Regions from separate parts of the Homo sapiens genome. Here region 1 is linked to region 2. Evidence: chromatin loops called from intact Hi-C (ENCODE). Cell type or tissue: GM12878. All regions are shown on one strand. Each heading gives the region's core, and the rest is flanking DNA. Links, peaks and the distances in the headings are about the cores only. Region 1 overlaps FBXO38-DT (FBXO38 divergent transcript). Region 2 overlaps HTR4 (5-hydroxytryptamine receptor 4).

Region 1 (5,387 bases), core at 103-5,102, 190 kb before region 2:
TCTTCTCCCCAGTCCTTCTTTCCATGGCTGTCTTCCCTCATGAATATTTCCACTGCGTTCTACAGATATTTTGTGTTGTTTACCAAATGCTACTTGCACCTCCTTGCCCCTGCTGACTCGGGTGTTTCCCCCAAGGACACTCTTGACTTTGGAATAGTGAGAATAGGGGATGCCCATTCTCCTCCAGGGTTGTGGAGAAGACTGGAATCATCTTGATTTTCTGAGGCAGCTTTCAGGCCATCATTTATCTGCCCTGCTGGAAAAGCAATGTTAAGGCACATGCCAGGTGAATCGCTAACGATGCCTCATCTCTGCTGTCTAGACACTGGTCATACCCCCATAAGTAATTCAGGCCTTTTGGCCTCTAACAGACACAGCCTTTCTTGACAACATTCATGTCATTGTCCTAGGAAGCTTCTATGTCCACGTAGTTTATTCATCCAAACCTCTGGCCTCACATTTTCTTAGTCCAGACATTTTAAATGTCAGCCATGGTATGCTTGAGTATGTTTATATGTTTGTGATACACATTTGTGCCATTCTAATTTAAGATTCATTTCTAGTCTAAGAGTTCATGACACAGAGAGCTTTCAAGGCACTCAACACCTCTAGGATCAGTACTGGTGGATAAATTTTACTTATGAAGGAAATGCTCTCCCCCTAACAGAAAATAATGTCTGTTCTTGAAAACTGTAAAGGATGCTACCCCAGTGAGTGTCCGTGGGCAGAGGAGGTTTTCTCAGGGCTAAGTGTGGCACTGAGGTGCAGTGAGCTGAGGGATGGACATGGAGCACTGAGGCTTAGGTTCACTTCCTCCTGCCACATATGTGACTTCCATTCCTTGAGTAGCCCCTTCTCTAACTTTAATGCCACTTTTTACACCTAATGTATGGGATTCCTGCAAACACTAAAGAGAATGTTTGGGAAAATGCCTTTTATAGAGATGGGTGTGTAATATCACTCACTACATTTTACATTATTAATAATTGGTTTATTGCCATACATATAACCATATATATAACTATATATAAATATATATATATATGTACATGGCCATTCTTTTCATACACTCAACTCATTTCAAATGGATTCCAGGCTAAAGTAAAATATGTATCTAACAATGCCCTGAGATGCAGTAGAGACAGCTGCATTTACGGGCTTACCTGAGGTGGGAGAAGTTTTCTTCTCTTCTCTCATTTATATTAACAAATGCAAACAAACACTTCAAGGCACAACCTGAAGTGTACTAAAGGATGTTTTGGTGGTAAGGTGACTTTCCCTGGGTGTTAAAAATATCATATTCTTCCTTGTTATGAATTCACTTAAGAAACTATAGGATAAAAGACACAAGTTTAAAAATATCTTTTGTATCCTCTTCATTCATTGGTTGTGAAATTATGCATGTCAAGCATTTTACTGAATGTTTTTCATGTTATTTCATTTAATCCTCACAACAAAATTATGTTACACATGATGCATCTCCACTTTGCATGTTCAACATATATTTAATGAATATGTATCAATCAACTTATAAATTCTGATCTCTGATGAAGATCCAAGGGGAATTTAAAGATAGTATCATCATCAACATGGAAGAGAAACACAAATAACTAAGGATAAAACATAAGAAGAATAGCAACTTCTATTTTGACTGCTTTGTAGTTGAATGACTTATTAGACATCTAGGCCAAATTGCCCTCTAAATATCTAGATCTGGGAATCAGAATTAGGATGGTGCTGACAAAAAGTTTAGAAGTCATCAGTGGATAGGTATTGGAGCAGAAAAGGTAAACTAAGACCTCCAACCCCTCCCCCCTCCCCCAACACACATACACATATACACATAGCTGTGGCCTTTTAACTCATTTCCTGGGTAAAGCCCATATTCATTAGGATAGAATAGTGGCCACATGTTAATAAAAGGAAGAAGAAGAGCCAAGCATTTTTGGGGATTACGTATGTTTTTGAGCAGAAGAGAGTGAGTTGATATCATTTGATCCCCTAGTTCCAGCATACCTAATGCTCACTCCATCTCATCCTATTCCAATTATATCATTGTATTACTCCGTTCTTTCACTGCTATAAAAAAAATACCTGAGACTGCATAATTTATAAAGAAAAGAAGTTTAATTGGCTCACGGTTCTGCAGGCTGTGCAGGAAGCATAGGGGCTTCTGCTTCTGGGGAGGCCTCAGGAAGTTTCCAATCATGGCAAAAGGCAAAGGGGGAGAGAGGTGCCTCACGTGGTGGGAGCAGGAGAAGAGAGAGAGAGAGGTGAGGTGCCACACACCTTGAAACAACCAGATCTCATGAGGACTCACCATCGTGACGACAGCACCAAGGTGGATTGCGTTACACCATGAGAAACCACCCACATGATCCCATCACCTCCCACCAGGACCCACCTCCAACTGGCACTGGGGATTACAATTCTACATGAGATTTGGGCGGGGACACAAATCCAAACCATATCAATCAGTCAATAAATTATTTTACTTTTTGGTTTAATCTGGTTATAATTCGTCACTTATAATGGGAAGATCTTGACTAATATAGAGGAATGAGATCATTATTATGTATGAAGACTGCAGAGAATAAAAAGTGAAGAAACTCTCTTCCTTTGGCTCCCTTGTGCCCTGGAACATTACCTGTTACTACATCTAGATGGCAGCCTCATTCTTCTGTCTTGCCTTATTTAACTAGTTCTTTATTTCACTAGAAGGGTCCAGAGAGCTGTGCCTAACTACATTCTCCATCAGCTTTCCAGTTAAACACACAGTCCAGTTCTGCTGGCAATAGAGACCCTCACCTTCTTTCATCTCCTCCCTCTTTTCTTTTGTGTCCCCCTGGTCAGTAGGTTCCATCAGGATGGCTCTCTCTGGAGCTGGAAAGAAAGAGTTTCAGGTTTTTCCAGTTTCAAAAAGTAAAGCAGCTTCTAAAATACAGACATTTGTGTTAATATTGGCTGTCTATTATAGCCTAACACTATTTCATTATTTAGTCTATGTCTCTGCTTTACACAAAATAACAAAAACAAAAATGAAATCTTCTCCAAAGAGAGATGGAGAGGAACAATCCTGTATTACCACAGAACACAAAGAAAAATATCAAAGAAAATTGTATCCTTTCTTTTTCTCTCTTCAAAATATAGAGCTCACAATTATTCTATTGTAGTAGGAAAACAAACATGCAAAGTCTAGAAATCCCTGATTTATAAATGTCTTCACTATTGTGTGAAAATCCTGTGCTGGTTGAAAGACAAACATGAACACAAACGTAAAAGCAAGGACATTTAGAGGGGGCTCTGGGTGTGAGCTGATAATGGAAATAATCATGCGAGGTTCCAGATGAGAACACAAGTGTTCCATTACAGGAACGGGCAGTGTGACACTAAGGCACAGCACATGGGCAGAGATAGAGCTGTAACAATAATTAGCCCAGGTTCAGGGAACACATGTACCATGCCAAGTGCCATAGCATGTTTTATGTGCCTTGTTTCAATTGATCCTCTCCACAGTCTTATAAGCCTAATACCATTATCACCCCCATACTACAAATGAGGGAACTAAACTCACACAAGGTAAGTAAACTATGTAATCTTGTAGTTCATGAAGAAGGACTGAGATTCAAACCCAAATTATCCTGCTTCTAACCACAACCTTGTGTTGTCAAACCCAAATGGAACCAGAAAAAAAGAGGACAGGGAGCGGTGATTATAAGAGATTTTCAAAAAAGTACAGATGCATATCTTCTTAAAAATATTAGTCTCTTCTTTAAGAAAGTATTCTGCCTAGATGTAATAATGAATTAATAGTAGTTTCAACAATTTAAGGACATTGAGCAAGAGCCTGACTCCTCTAGATAAAAGTGCAGAACATAGTTTATCTCTAACCACTAGGACAGCTTCCTCATATCCTCATCTGCCCCCTGATTTTGCAGACCCTTGCTCTTCAGAGTGTGGGTAAGGGCCAGCATTGGGAGCTGTTACCAATGCAGAATTACAGATCTCACCTCAGACCTACTGGGTCGGATTCTGCATTGTAGCAAGATCTGCAGGGCACTTGATCTGCAGGGCGCATTGCAGTTTGAGAAGAATCGGTTTAGACCCCTTAGAGCAATTTTTCAGAAAAATGAGTGGATTATTAAAAAATGGCTTTGTTTTTTCCCTGAAAGACGCAGATACTTCCAAGATATTGTGTAGCTTGTTGTTAATGACTCTGAGAAAGATTTACTTCAGCATCTTTAATGGTTAGCAGTCAATGGTTAAAAAAACAAGCTCTAAATCCAAACAGTCTGAATTCAAACCTCAACTCCACCACATATTATTTAAGTGACCTCCAGCAAGTCATTAAACTTAACTCCTCTGTGCCTTAACTTTCTCGTGTGAAATAAACTGCCCTTGGTACATAGGGACTACATAAGGACTTGTTTTTATTATTACTATTGCTTTACAATGATATCATTATTATTTTATTATCCTTATTGTTATCATCACCATCATCATAATTATCATTGCTCTGTTACTTTCTCTTGCTACAGATAGGAAAATTTACATTACCTGGGAGAAAAACAACCTTGATAGGAGGTGTAAATCAATTTTATTTGAAGCCACTGAATGAAAAAATATAGCTGCTCAGATCTCATAAGACATCATTCTCTTCTTTGAATCTTACAATTACTATGATTCAACTATGACTTCAGGCAAATGATCCTGATCTTATCTTTTCTATGACCTCAGCTCCAGTTCTAGAGCTCCAGTCTCCTGCTAGACCCTGTATCTGAATTTTCTACCATCATCTTACAATATAGAGATCTAAAACTCAAACAAGCATCTCTCACCACAGGCCAGCTCCTCTTCCCTATTTCAGGCCATGGAGCTTCATTTTCCCAGTCATGAGGCTGAACAATTTTGCTCTTTCTTTGTCCCTCCATGGCTCCACCTATGACCATATAATCGTCAAACTCTCTATTGAAGTTCTTAAACCATTTGTGTTTGAGGATCATTTTTTCAAAAACTTTCAAGCCATCAAAGGCCAATATTTGTATAAAAGACAATAAAATGGATCACTAGAAAATGAAATAATAAAAAGTCAAAGAAAATATAAGACCAAAATTTTTTATCACATTCAGATATTAAAATCAATTTCAATAAATTCAGTAAGTACAAATACAGGGAAAGAAAAAAATGAGAAAACTGAACTCATTTATAGAAAGTATGCATACAGGTGATCAATATATCTAGTTATTACATTCATAATTTTTGCTTTTCTGCAATTATAAATAGAGTAAAATAGCAATTTTACATATGAAACACCTATATGAGTACTTTGAAAGAACATGCTCTTGTAACTGTTAAAAGATTTAGTGTACTTCTTAATTATTAACTCA
Region 2 (5,387 bases), core at 55-5,054:
GAGTGCTCAGGCACATCCACAGTAATCCAAAACGCCCAAAGTAATGATAAATATGTGGAATGGCATTTTATGATTTACAGAATGTTTTCACAAAAAAATTATCTTATATCTCCACAACAACTTTGTGAAGTAGGCAAGAGAGATTCTCTCTGAGGTCTGAGACATTCAGGAATTAGTTCAATTTGCTTAATAAGTCAGCAATGGACCCAGTGCACGTGCTGCCTCTGTGCTGTACTCCTCCCACCAATGTGCTCATGCAGGCAATGGGTGGGTGTGTGGGCAGCCACAGCAGATTGGTTGGGTCTCATCATCAGGTCCAGAGCCATGGAGCCCAGAAGCTGGCTGCTCCCTTCTTCATATTAGAAAAGCACCTCAAAATGGTGCTTGCCTCCTAATGGTGGTTGCTGAGCCTAGTGATGGCAGGGGAACAATGACTTGAAAAATCAAAGGGGATTGGTCCAGCCACAGAGTCAGAGTCAGGGTGTAAGTTAGAATTTAAATAAACTTTCTTCATATGTGACAAGAATGGTTCCCTGGTTCAATCTGCTTCATTGATCAGGGAGAATCCCAGTCTACACAAAGAGCATTTCAGCATGGAGAGATATTTCTCACGAATTCTGAATAGCATTTCTCTTTCAGAGGCTATTTTCCTTCCCTAAAACATGACTTTCTCCCCAACAGAATTAAGTCTTCATAGGACAGAGAGGCTTTTTTTTTTCTTTTTCTTTTTGGCATTTGGATGGTTTGGTCAATCTTCTCTTCCTTATTCCAAAGTTTCTTCCTGTCGGTTTCAGTTCCAGAACTAAAGTAAACAACAATGGAAACAATAACTGACACCTTATAAGCAATAAGAAAAAAAGAGAATATGATAAATAATCCTGAGATGCTATTAAACCACAGCCAAGATCAAAGTCAGAATCTCACATGGCTCTGGGTTTGGCATTTACCTTCCCGGGACTTCTGCTATGGGGCATTCGCAAGAGCCACTGACTCAGCTTTGAATAAAAGACATCCAGATTAATCTGAAGGACAAAGCTGGAAAGGTCAGGGGTCTAAAAGGCCCAAATGAGGAGGGTCGTTCCTTTGAAACAAAGCCAAAAGGCAGGCAGGCCATGGCTTCTCGAGGTAGCAGACGGCTATAGCAGCATACTGTTGTCTTAGAAACAGAAAGAAAACTTAAAGGTCCTCTAGTCCAAGCTTGAGTGCACAGATGTGGAAAGTGGGGTCCAGAGATGAAAGAACACTATTCAAGATCTCACAGCTTGTTTGCAGCACAGCCAGGGCGGCAATTTGGGTCCTCTGGCTTCAAGTACAGCATTGCCTCGGCATCCCCAGTGCTGCTGGATCCTGCCCTCCTGCACCTTGGGGGAGCTGCAGGGGAAAATGAGTTTCCCCAGTGTGAACTTCCAACAGTTATCTCCTTTGGCAGCAACAAAGCCAGATTGAAGGGTTTCAAAATGATATCACAAGTTCATGGGAAAGATCCTGAAGCCTAATAAACACCTACGATGTTGCTAGCCCTGCCCAAGGCTTTTTAGAAGACGTCCCGTTCTAGCCCAGCAGGAGAGCGAGCATCTCAGGGCAGACACGCCAGCGGCCAGGACACCAGGAGGAAGCTATCTGTCTTCAGCTTCCCTCCAGAGTTGCTGTGGAGACCATTTTCCTCTGACAGATCTCTGACCCTGTGTCTTCCATGGAAAATAAATGGAGCATGTCCTGAAGAGGAGGACAGACATTGGACATAAGGAAGAGCAAGTGGACGTCTGGGACTGACAAGGGGGCCAACCAAGAGGATGCACGTTTGGACCCAGACACAGGGAGAAAAGTGTGTTAGCGTCTGGCACAGAACAGGGCGAAGAAGAGGCAGGGGATAGCTTGAACATGGCTGTGACGGACGTGACCAAGCAAGTAAGCAAGACAGGAGCGACGCCTCTGGCTAAGACAGGAACAGAGAGGGAGTATTTTGTTGATATCTGGAAGCCCACACAGCAAAGAAGGCGTATTTGGAGACATCAGTGACCGAGATAGGACGCAGCAAGCTATCGTGCTTAGAACGTGAGTGAGACAGATCAGACACAGTGAGTGACGGGAACATGTCAGAGACACCAGAGACCACGCGGCAAAAGCAGAGAATCTGGGAAGAGGGAGTGTTGGGAAATAAAAAGTGAACAAGGAGGCCATTATGTCCCCTGACTCCCTCCAGCGCCACCTGCTGGAATCTCAGAGGAAAAGCCCAGCGAGCACCGGGTTCCTGCACTGGCGGACGGAAAGCCTCAGGTGAAGAGAATACCGGGTGCAGTCGCGCACAAGCAGCAGCTTAGGACCTGGCCCTCTTTCGGAGGCATGGCTGTCTTCTGGGTCATTGTCCCAGGGGCCTAAGTGTCACTGGGCTGAGCAGCCACCAAAGGAGAAGTTGCTGGCGGGTGACACTGACTCTCCCACTGGCCACCACACTCCACTGCATCCCTAGAGAGAGGAGAAGATTACAGAACCTCAGAATTGGAAAGGATGTTGCAGATCATCTCCTGAAAGAGCCCACCTGCATGGCAGGAACACTCTGTGCCATGCAGATGAGTAGCTATTTGGCTTCTACTTAGGAATTTCCATTGACAGGCCAGTCCATATTAATTTTTGGCAATAATAACTATTAGAAATAGCCCATTAATGTTCAGCCAAAATCGGTGTCCATATGGCTTCTACCTGATGGACCTATTACGCCTATCAGGCCCCCTCAACATTGTGCCCTCTACCGATTATATCCTCCAAGTTTTCTCTACTCCAAGCTACACATTCCGATTTTCTTTAATAGTTCATTATATATTATAGTTTCCAGATTATTCCCCATAATGGGCACTGTCCTTTGAACACCTCTCTTGAATTATGGTACTAGGAAAGTGCACAAATTTTCGCAGGGAGCCTGACTTACATCATGTGCTTTTCATCATCAATTGGGTTTATTTCTATTAATGTAGTCAAATTCAGTTCATTTCTAAAAATGGTAATAAGTTATTGGCGTATATTGAGCTTGCTGCCAACTTTGATCGTTTTTGATACAACAACTGTCAATTCCTGAGGTTCTTTATTACATTGCTGCCTAGTTGATTTTATTATTTATTTATTTATTTATTTATTTATTTATTTATTTATTTATTTGAGCCAAAATATAAACCATCACATTTTACTCAGTTAAACTTTGTTATATCGGTTTGGTATCACTTTAGTCAGCTGAGATCATTCTAAATCATAGCAATTTTAACATTCAAGATATGATTATTTAGCACCCACTCAAACTAGACCTTAAGTTTTTTGCAAGCACATAGGAAGATCAAATAATCTACAATGGTAGATATTTCAGTTTAGTGTCATCTGCCTTTTAGTTTTTCAGGCAAGGTAAAAAATGTTGAGCAAGATAAAACAGAGAATCATAGTTACCCCAAGACAGGCTTCCTTGCAGTCAAACATCTAATGCTCAATGTGCCTGAGAATGGACCCGCTCTGGCAGGCTTTGTCCAATACCTTGCTAAAATGTCTCTGTCAAACAGAAAATCTGTCCTAGCAGATAAAGAAATTATTTGGCATGAATTATTATACAACAGTGAATCTTACTTACACAAGCTATGAGTCTATGGTTTCTGGAGATTAGCTTTAGTGTTTCTTGAAAAATTGGGGCAATATTTACTATCTCCAGGCTTCCACCTATTCCCCAGTCCTAGAAGAAGTTCATTCGGACTTGTTAGCAACAAGTTTTTTTTAAGCCCCTGAGATATGACACATCTTGGCTCAGAGAGAGTTAAATGCTTTCCATCAATCCTGGACAGCAACTTTCTCCCTAAAATGTTCTCTTCTTTCCAGTTGGAAGTCTATTCTTATTATAGCAGAATATGCAAGATTTCTTCCCTAAATAATGAAATCTAACTATTTCTGGGTTAGATCTGAACATAGCTCTGAACATAGCTTTTGTTCATCCTTGATTCATCCTTGGTTATATGTTCCTTCCTCCAGATTTTCCACATGCCATTTTAAAGTGTAAACTCTCTAGATAACTCAAGATGTGCCCTCAGGCCTTTACATACTCCCTTACATTTTTATCTGTCTGATTCATTGAATATATCTATTTAGAGAAAAAACAATGAATGAAAAAGAAGGAATGAAGGTTAAAAAGGAAGGAAGGAGAGAAGGAAGAAAGGGAAGGAGGAAGGAAGGAAGAAGGAAAGGAAGGAAAGAAGGAAGGGAAAGAGGGAGAGAGGGAAGAAAGAAAATAAGAATTTCTCATCTCTCATTGGCCAAATCCCCTTTGTATCATATTTGTTATTATTGTCATTATTAGCAACGATAAAAACAACCACCTATTAGTGCAGCACTGGTGTGCCAGGCATTGGGCTGAATGCAGTATGTGCCTTAATTCATGTATTACACCCATTTAACAGGCAAGGAAACTGAGCTTCAGGGAGCATAAGTAATTTGCCCAAGTATACACAGTTAATAAATGACAGGGTCAGACCTTACATTTAAGTCATTTTTGACACCAGCACCTGTGCTAGTAACTGTTCTACTGTATTGTCATTCATCATTTTGACAACTACCACTATGGATACAGTATTTAGGTCTCGCTGTCTCTAGCATTTCTTTGTCCCACTATGGCAGACTCCTGGGTGAAATGAATATGTAGAGGGGTGCATGTTATAAATGTTCCACCTGTGAGAAACCTGCAGTGTGATGTGGCATTTCCATTTATTGCAACACAATATGACTGTGACACTAACATGAGACTCTTTCCTGCTAACTCCATCTGACCATTAAAGAAGAGTCATTGCCAAGTGGAACCCCATGTTTTCTGTGACGTAGAACTAGGGAGACTAGGTGTAAAGGGGGAAAAAATCCTGTGAAGGTAGGAGGAAAGTCCGGAAGACAAAGAGAGGGGCCACATGAATAAACATAATAAAGAATGAGGGGTGAGGATAAAAGACAAGGCGAAAAGATCAGAGCTAAAGAAAGCCATGTGGTTGGGCATGTGGAAGGCTCCAGAGCAATTGGAGAGAGGAAGAGGTTCTTTGAGAAATGTTTCCGAAGGGCTACATTGGCTCTCTCTTTCTCTCCCTCTCTATCTATCTTTGACATTGGCAAACTCAGCTTCAATATATTGGCTCTCTTGTACAATTCTTTTAGAGATTTAAATAAAGATTGAAAATACTCTAGTATTGCTATTTGATGTCTAATGCCAGGTTACATCAATATAGCTCTGGCCATGGAGAAAGGACAATGGCCCAGCATCTAACTCCATGAAGGACTCACAACGTCTCTCTCTCAGCAGGACGAATGGGAATGTGAGAATAATGACAGAGTGATCTTATGGTCAGTTGGCTCATAGCCGCAGTTCTCATTGTTAT

The links. Hi-C counts contacts between places; a loop is a spot of excess contacts. Peaks named below come from ENCODE experiments on the same cell type or tissue, not always from the same donor. Only the 100,000 strongest peaks of a DNase experiment are listed, where the experiment ranks them.
Region 1: it touches region 2 in a loop (1.9-fold over the local background); 7 of 110 quality-filtered maps call a loop at or near these places.

The regions. Positions count from the first base shown.
Region 1 is chr5:148,288,113-148,293,499 of GRCh38, forward strand. FBXO38-DT (FBXO38 divergent transcript) reads right to left here. Exons shown (of 5, transcript NR_105057.1): 4 at 2,140-2,883. Among named protein-coding and RNA genes, the nearest start is that of SPINK7, 22 kb to the right of the region's middle. In GM12878, for the core only: a CTCF peak has its summit at 2,657; no DNase peak of the experiment used is centred there.
Region 2 is chr5:148,480,828-148,486,214 of GRCh38, forward strand. HTR4 (5-hydroxytryptamine receptor 4) reads right to left here. Exons shown (of 7, transcript NM_000870.7): 7 at 720-2,466. The coding sequence ends at 2,376. The region is part of intron 2 of LOC107986462 (a long non-coding RNA gene); the gene reads left to right. Among named protein-coding and RNA genes, the nearest start is that of FBXO38, 100 kb to the left of the region's middle. In GM12878, for the core only: a CTCF peak has its summit at 2,222 (motif pointing left); a DNase peak (open chromatin) is centred at 2,094.